Linked DNA regions of Homo sapiens: region 2 is linked to region 1. The links are chromatin loops, found by intact Hi-C in ENCODE. Cell type or tissue: psoas muscle. All regions are shown on one strand.

Region 1 (4,000 bases):
CAGCCATCTGGGAGGGCCTGGTGGTTCAGCTCCCAACTGCGGAAGGGGGCAACCTGGGGAAGTGCACAGGGCTCTGGACTAGAGCCAGAAGACTCAGCTGCTAAAGCCCAGCCCAGCCCTCCTACACTTTCCTACACTTCAACCCACCTGATGCCTCCTCTCTTGGAGGCTCGAGCCCCTGGTGGTGGGTGTGGGGTGGGGGATCTAAGGGCTCACCTTGTCACTAGGCAGTCCCTGTCCCAATCACCTCCATGCCTTTTTGCTGGGGCTTGTGGGTTGACAGTTGAAGTTTCAGGACCCCAGGAAAAGTGCCTTAAATAACACATTCCTGCAAACGGATAGCCATTTATTTTCCCATTGATTGGAGATGGTTGCGGTAGCACATCCTATGTGGGTCTGGTTCCTGCCGTTATTCTCTCCCTCACCATGGTGTTCCCCAGAGGACTCCCTAACAAAAGAAACCTCCTACGTGTACATTTTCCTCTCCAGTCTGTTTCTAAGCCCCTGTGAGGAGTTCAGCTAATACAGGTGTGCAGACTGGGTGTGCACATCTGCCTCCAAAAGTCCCACCAGGGTCTTGCCATGAAGGGAGCCTTCCCTGGTAGGTTAGGAAAACCAGTAGGAGAGCTAAAGCTCCAGGGTCCTTGCCCTCAGTGATTGGTGCCCTAGCGGGGACTGGGCACTGTCCACAAATCTATCCCCAACTCCTTCTTGGATGCACAGCTACTAAATTGTAGCCTCCCCTGCAGCTCAGCGGGCTGTGTCTGAGCTCATGGCAGTGGCAGGTGCACATGCCTGTCACCCAGCCTAGCCCTGCTCCTTCTGTCTGGCTGATAAGAAGCTGATCTCAAAAGAATGCTCTTGCCTGGCAGAGCTTCCCCTGCATATTGAGGTCCCTGAATGACCAACGGAGGCCTGCAGTGCCCCTGGGGGCCTGGACCCTCTCTGTGCCATCCCAGGGGTGAGCAGTGCCCTGGCTTCTTGTGAGCTTCCATGTGGGGCTACTCGTTACCTCACCTGCTCTGGCTCATTCCAGCTCTACAGGGGTGCTTAACGTGACATCCATTGGACTCTCAGAAATGTGTGTTCTTATAGTTCTGGTCTAAAATAAGGAATAAAAATTGCCCACCGTGTTCCCTTTTGTACACTTTGGTTTTGGGCAGCTCTGATGTGAGACTTGTTTTCTGAAATTATGCTGCCCCTCCCCCGAGGAGGGGGCAATGGAACAGTGGCAGCCAAGGAGTAGAAGTAGTTAGTTGGCACCTCTCAGGCATCAAAAGAGTGAGTAAATACTAACACTTCAAACAGATCCTCTAGGAGAGCACGCTGAAATTCACCAGAGACATGATGGGAATCAGACAGCAGAGGAGAGGGAAGCCTGCCGAGCTGGGACCCCCATGGAGCGGAAAGGGGCTCCCTAACACAGGGAAGAGGTGAGCAAGTGAGAGAACCCTGAAATTTCACAACTCCACCATGGACCTTCACAATCCTAGTCACAGGGAGCCCTCTCATTGCCCCCGGGCCTCCAGATGAACACAGGGAGCCTGCTGGAGACTGTGCAGAGGCACTGCTCAAGCCTACATGGATCCCACAGGCTTTTCATCCCTGATCTGCCTGGTGCAGCTGCTGCTGCCTGCCATGGAGGGGAACTGGGCACTTTCGTGTGCCCCAAAGACAGATACTGCAGCTGTGGTAAGGAGGAGTGGGTAGACAAGGCTTCCCTCTGCTGCTCCTCTCTGCCAAACGGGACTTGCCTGCTTTGGTGACAGGCTGCCAGTGCCACCGCCCACCCCTGACTGAGCATGACAGCCACAGCTCACTGTTCCCCTGAGAACCCAACCCCCAGAGGCTGCCCATTAGCCCGTTCCACCACAGGCTTGCCTCTGCTGCCCCAGGCCAGGAAGGGAGCAGGAAGGTCAGGCACCTTCCTGAGCTCCTAACAGCAAAATCCAGCTTTGGGAGAGAAGTGCAAGTGGACCATGAGCCCAACAACTATCATTGCTCATTGCCCCAGCTGAAGATTCCTGCCCTCCTGGGTGAACGGTGCACAGCACAGCCACCCTGCTATGCCTGAACATTGCAGCTGTGGCCTGGAGCCCTTCGGAAAGCCCAGCCCCCACAGTCCTGTGATCTGTTCTCAGGCTCCAGGGGATCAGCCCACCCCTCCCTATCACAGCCAGCACCTGAACTCTGGGCTGACTAGATCCTGGTCCAGCCACATCAGGACTCCTACATGCCATCTAGTGGGTCACTGAGAGGTGTGGGAGTTGGGGAATTACCTAGCCCAGTCCAACATCGCTGGCACCTGACTACCCTCTGGACCTGAGTTTGGGCCCACCCAAGCAGCCAACACTAGCCATGACTCCCACCCACATGGCTGACAGGCAGAGCCATTCTCCCTCTCTCCATGGGGTGGCGGCATTACCACATTGGAGAACAGGCGAGCCATACAACTGCCTGCATTGGGCTGAGTGAAGAATTTCCACCCTGAAGCCACTCCTGCGGAGAGGCACAGGACAGGCATTTTCCACGTCTCTCAGCCACACTGTGGCCTGCAGATAGACCACAGTGTGCATCTGAACTGAGACACCAGCCCCAGAACAGGGGTGTGATAGGGAAGCAGATTGCATTCCTGCCTATCTAGACGTGGAGCCAGTGCAGCCCCCTCATCCCACCACAGAGACCTCTGTGCATGTCATCAGGAGCTCCCCCAGCCACCCCTATCATGGCTGGTGCCTACGCTTATCATTTGGGGTATTTGTGGGAAAGCCAGGGTTCCAGCTCTGCCCAGCTGCAACCTCTCTTCCACCCTCCCAACCTACTCTTAGCAGGAAGCTCAGGGAACCTGGCATTCTGCTGTCCAGTCCATCAGCTGAAACAATAGAGAGCACCTCAGTGAGCAAAGGTCAGATATACACCCATGCGCTTATGCCACAGCCAGTAGTTAGTGAGAATCTCTCAGGCATCAAAATAGTGAGTAAATACTAACACTTCAAATAGATCCTTTAAGAGAGCATGCTGAAATTCACCAGAGACATGACAGGAATCACAGACAGCAGAGGAGAGTAAAGCCTGCACAGCTGGGACCCCCATGGAGCGAAAAGAGGTTCCCTAACACAGAAGTGCCCCCTACTGGCCTGCAGGTTGAACTGCACAGCCCAATAAAAAACAGAAGTGCACAGGGCTGCAGGAGAAAGGCCATAACCCCTACAGTGACACCCTCAAGGCGGGGGGAGGGAGAGATAACAGAGAAAATATCCCACATAAATGAAAATAAATTTGAACATAAGAAGTGTCAGCTCCTCCAGATGAGAAGGAACCAGTGTAAAAATTCTAGCACCATGAAAGATCTGAATGTTGTGACAACATCAAATAATCACACTAGCTCTCCAGCAATGAGCCCCAACGAAAATGAAAACCCCAAAATTACAGATAAAGAATTAAATGTATGGATTGCAGGGAAGGTAAATGAGAGCCAAGAGAAAGTTGAAAACTAACACAAAGAAACCATGAAAGCAAACCAGGAAATGAAGGAAGAGATAAATACCTTTAAAACAACAACAGAACTTCCGGAAATAAAAAATACACTTAAAGAATTTCAAAATACAGTTAAAAGCTTTAATGATCCAAGCAGAAGAAAAAATTTTCAGATCTTGAAGACTGGTATTTTGTTAACATAGTCAGACAAAAATATAGAAAAATGAATTTTAAAAAAGAACAAATAAAGATGGGATTTTCACCAAACCTATAACTTATAGACATTCCTGAGAGAAAATAAGAAAAAGTAAGCAAAGCTGGAAAACATATCTGGGGGAATAATTCAGGAAAATTTCCTTAATCTTTCTAGAGAGGTAGACTTCAAAATATAAGAAACTCAGAATACACCTATAATTTACAGAATGGGAGAACATATTTGCAAATTATGCTTCCAACAAAGGACTAATATCCAGAATATATAAGGAAGTCAAACAACTAAACAGAAAAAACCAAAGAACTTCAT
Region 2 (4,000 bases), 320 kb after region 1:
TTGTTCTCTCTCATGTGGCCCTAACAGGCTGGGGTTCCTGGAGACTCCATGGGGAGCCAGGCATGAAGATGGCATATACCCATGTGTCACTCCCCAGAACGTGAGCTGCCTGCCCTGGCACCATACACAAAGGGACTGACAGCCCCAGAATCCCAAGGGGTGCACCTATGCATATGGGAAAGGCATGTTTACGGGTGAGAATGGTCCATCGTTGGGCTTCAGGAGGCATCTGACCTGACGCACGCCTTTGTCACTTTGTCCTTGTGGCCTGTTGAAATGCCACTCCTGCTTTACAAATTCACCAACTGTTGCATGAGTCATTTCCACCTCAATGAGTACCAGGTCCTTGAGGATGGGGAAAAGTAAGCCACCACTGTGGGGGTCCTGGGCTCCTAGGTGCAGAAGAGGCTCCAGAAACAGGCCAGGTCGTGGGCCATGACCCCACACTAGCCCTCTGGTCCCTCACACGGGTGGATTGGGGGGCTGTGTCACGGGATCTTAGGATCTTCAAGACAAAGACCCAGGACAAGAACACAAGCCCACTCCCATTCTTCACAGGCCTCGAGAAATCTTTGGGCAATGAAGTCAGACTGTGCCAAAGCCCATGTTTCTGTCTCTCCAAGGCCCCTGGCCCCCACTGCCTAGCCTAGGTCAGGTCATGTGGGCAAGCGAGCCCCCACAGCCTCACAGCCCCTACCCCAGGGCCAGGGCAAACTCCTGCCCTGTCCCCCTCCATTCCTGCCCTCCCTCCTTCCACAAACTGCACCAGCTGGGGAGAAATCCTTCAGCCGACAGAATGAGGTGAAAATAGTGCAATTTTAGGCTTTGTAACTGAGATTAGGGCAGGTGGCCACCCATTCTCCCCTTCCTCAGGCCAGCCTCTGACACAATGACCCTGGAAGCCTGGCAGCCCTCCGTAATGGTCAGCATCCTCCCCTGCCATCCCCAACCCACACCATGAGCTCAGCCAGGGCAGGGGCAGCCTCTGTCTCATTCACCACAGAATCCACAGAACCCAGCACAGAGTATGAGCTCAGTAAATTCTCCTCATACATGACTGCACTGACTGGACCGGGCACATGCTACAGGGCAACACCCACGGCTCAGCTGGCCCTGGCTTTGGATCTCAGTCCCACCTCTTCAAGCTGTCCAGCGTGGGGCACATCGGCTACAGCCTTGCCAAATGAAGGCTTGCCAGGATGAAGAGGTGAAGACAGGACAAGCACAGTATGTGGCACACAGGAGGCCTCTGATAACATCAGTCCCCTTCCCTAAAGACCTGGGCAGTCCCTGTCACTGGGGCCTCACATTTCATGTCGAGAATTCACTATTTCTCAGCACTGATTTCAAATAAAGCCACCAAGAGTCTGACGAGGCAACATGGCAGAGTTCTGAGGGTGGAGTGAACAAAAGGTCATTTTTTACAGAAAACTCAGGATCTCCCCTCTGCACAGTGCTAAAGCCCTGTCTCAAAGTTCAGAGCCCGGAAGGTGCAGAGATGTGGCCCTTGGAAATCAAGCCCTTAAGAAAACAGCCCAGCTGTGTAGGGCCGGAAGCCCCAGGCTGCAGTCCTGTGGTCTGGAGGCAGCCAATATTCAGGTGAGAGATGTGCCCAGCTGCCGGTGGGTCCAGGGGGCACGGAGCCCCCACCGTCCCTGGCCCAGGTCTAGGACTAAGTCAGTGGGCCCAGGCCAGCTCCAAGGGCCACAGCTCCTCACTCGGGGGCCGCGCCGGAGCAGCCGCAGCAGCTGGGGCGCCGCAGGGACTGCATGACAGCCCGCAGTGGCCCCCTCCGGCCCTCCACAGACAGGCTGTCCTCGCTGGCGGGCGCCCGCTGCAGCTGCTCAAACTGCATCTCCAGGTGCTTCTGGATGGCCACACCGAGCACCTCCAGGTCCACCGCAGCTCCGTACACCTCCCATGTCATGCCCTCAGCATCCCATCGCACATCCCGCACAGGGGACGGCACCTCCTCCAGGCTGGACCCCAGAGTTACCTCTGGGAACACATGCAGGGCTGCAGGCGCTTCCAGGGACGGACTGGTGGCCACAGCCTTGCAGGCCGCCACTGGGGCCGCCTGCACACCAGCATCCTGGGCTGACAGCGGGGATGCCTCTGCAGGGGCCAAGTCATTGGCTGAGGTCATGGTCCACACATCTTTGGTCCTAGAGCCAGGCTCTGGGACTAACCCAGCGGGACCCCAAAGGTGGGCACAGCAATGGGAATGCCCAGGGAGCCCCCCAGACAACCTACAGTGGATCTTCACCCCATGCTGAGCCTGCAGCCCAGACTCGCTCACTGACGCCACTAGTTTGGGAAAGGCCAGGATCCCTGTGGCAGGTAGGGCATGGCAGCAGCCACCAGCCCTCACCTCCCTCATGCCACAGAGTAGAGCAGCTGGGGGCAGAGCATGGCAGGTGGTGGTAGCCAGCTGTTCAGCAGCTTTGGGCTCAGCCTGGGCACTGCTGCTGTGGGCAGTTGTGTCCCCCAGGTCTAGTGGTGGCACTGACAACTGACTCGCCCCCAGCATCCAGGCTGAGTTAGAAGTCTCATCCTCAGGAGCCAGGTCCCTTTCCAGGCCTGCAGGGGCCTGGCCACCCTGGCCAGAAGTACCACCTGGCTGCAGCTGAGCCCTGTGGACAGGGCTGCTGCCAAGGGCTGAGCAGCTGAGACTGGCCTTCCGAGCACCACTGTGTCCCCGCATCTGGGTGCTACGGACCAGGTCTGAATGGCTCCTCTGCATAGCAGCAGCACTAGGGGCCCGCAGGCGACACAGGTCACTGCCGCCCATGGTGGACACATTGCCCACAGTGCTGCTCCACCAGTGGCCTCCAGCACTGGGTCGCGCCTTGGGGCCAGAGGCCCGTGCTGGCTTCATGCTCTCAGGCGGGTTCCCCTCTTCCTCCGGGGCCTGGGGTCTGGTGCTGGCCTCGCCCAGCTGGGCCTGCCACACGGTGCTGCTGGCAGTCTTGCGGAGCTCTGGCCTCTGTTCCCGGCCTTCACCCAGCAGGCTGGAAGAGCTCTGGGACAGGGGCTGAAGGCGGGGGCTCAGGGGTGCCCAGGGACCCGGCTCGGGGCGGCTGGAGCTCATGGCTGCCTGCAGAAGAGAGAAAGGGAGGGAGTGGAGTTGAGTTGGGTGGCAGCACCTAAGCCGATTCTACTATGAACTCCCACAGTGCTAGGTTCACCAGGGAGCCACCTTCAGTCCCAGCCTGCCTGACTGGTCAGAACCATATGCAAGGCAGTGAGTGACAAGACACCAGACACTTCAAATCAAGGTCATCTCACATTAGACACAAGGATGACACTGCAAATTATCTCATCATCAGTCTCAAGCAGTTAGAATCTGCCCTAGGGTGGGGTCCTGGAGGCCGCCACTCTATCAGCTCTCAACTCTTTACTGGCTGGTTTGTGTGGGAGGGGAAGGGAGAGAGCCAAATCTGCTGGGGCTTTGGGGGTGAAACTGCAGCCCTAGGGGGTGGGGCTGTGGGATAACAGCTCTTGGTCAACCAGCACGGAAGCACTATGGCCTCTTAACGGGCACAGCTGGACAGGCCAATACTGGGCTACTTCCTCCTGGGACTGGCAGTATCCAACTCACTGTGGACAGGGTCTCCTTGGTACAGAGTGGGAGCTCAGAGAAAGTTCACAGGACGAGGGAGCAATGACCAGAGGACACTGAGAATCACCCTGGGCTTCCACAACCACCCCCATCCTCCTTGGCCTAGCCTTGCTGAGCTGGCATGTCTCTGGGGTTCCCTGACTCCTACCTCTAGCTCCAGGGGCAAGGAGAGGCCCCATGCATCAGCTTTTTCCATGAGGGACTCATTCAGCATCTGGTCATTGATTCCACAGCATCTCCTGAGCCCCTACTGCGTGCCCAGCTGTAGGGCTAGGGAACATGGGATTCATTCAGACCTTTCTGTACCCCTGGGGACGGTGCAGCAGTGAGATAAGATGCCCACCCAGTACCATCAATCAGACCTATCCTGCCTGACAT

What was found. A loop is a pair of places that touch in the nucleus more often than their neighbours do. Peaks named below come from ENCODE experiments on the same cell type or tissue, not always from the same donor. Only the 100,000 strongest peaks of a DNase experiment are listed, where the experiment ranks them.
Region 2: it touches region 1 in a loop (2.8-fold over the local background); 9 of 110 quality-filtered maps call a loop at or near these places.

Annotation. Positions count from the first base shown.
Region 1 is chr10:46,226,319-46,230,318 of GRCh38, forward strand. It overlaps the pseudogene ANTXRLP1. Among named protein-coding and RNA genes, the nearest start is that of ANTXRL, 59 kb to the right of the region's middle. RefSeq lists an enhancer at 2,063-2,717. In psoas muscle, CTCF peaks have their summits at 2,411 and 3,119 (motif pointing left); a DNase peak (open chromatin) is centred at 2,423.
Region 2 is chr10:46,547,646-46,551,645 of GRCh38, forward strand. It overlaps GPRIN2 (G protein regulated inducer of neurite outgrowth 2), which reads right to left. Exons shown (of 3, transcript NM_001385282.1): 3 at 1-3,097. The coding sequence starts at 3,091. The coding sequence ends at 1,715. Among named protein-coding and RNA genes, the nearest start is that of GPRIN2, 7.0 kb to the right of the region's middle. In psoas muscle, no CTCF peak of the experiment used is centred here; DNase peaks (open chromatin) are centred at 1,886 and 2,876.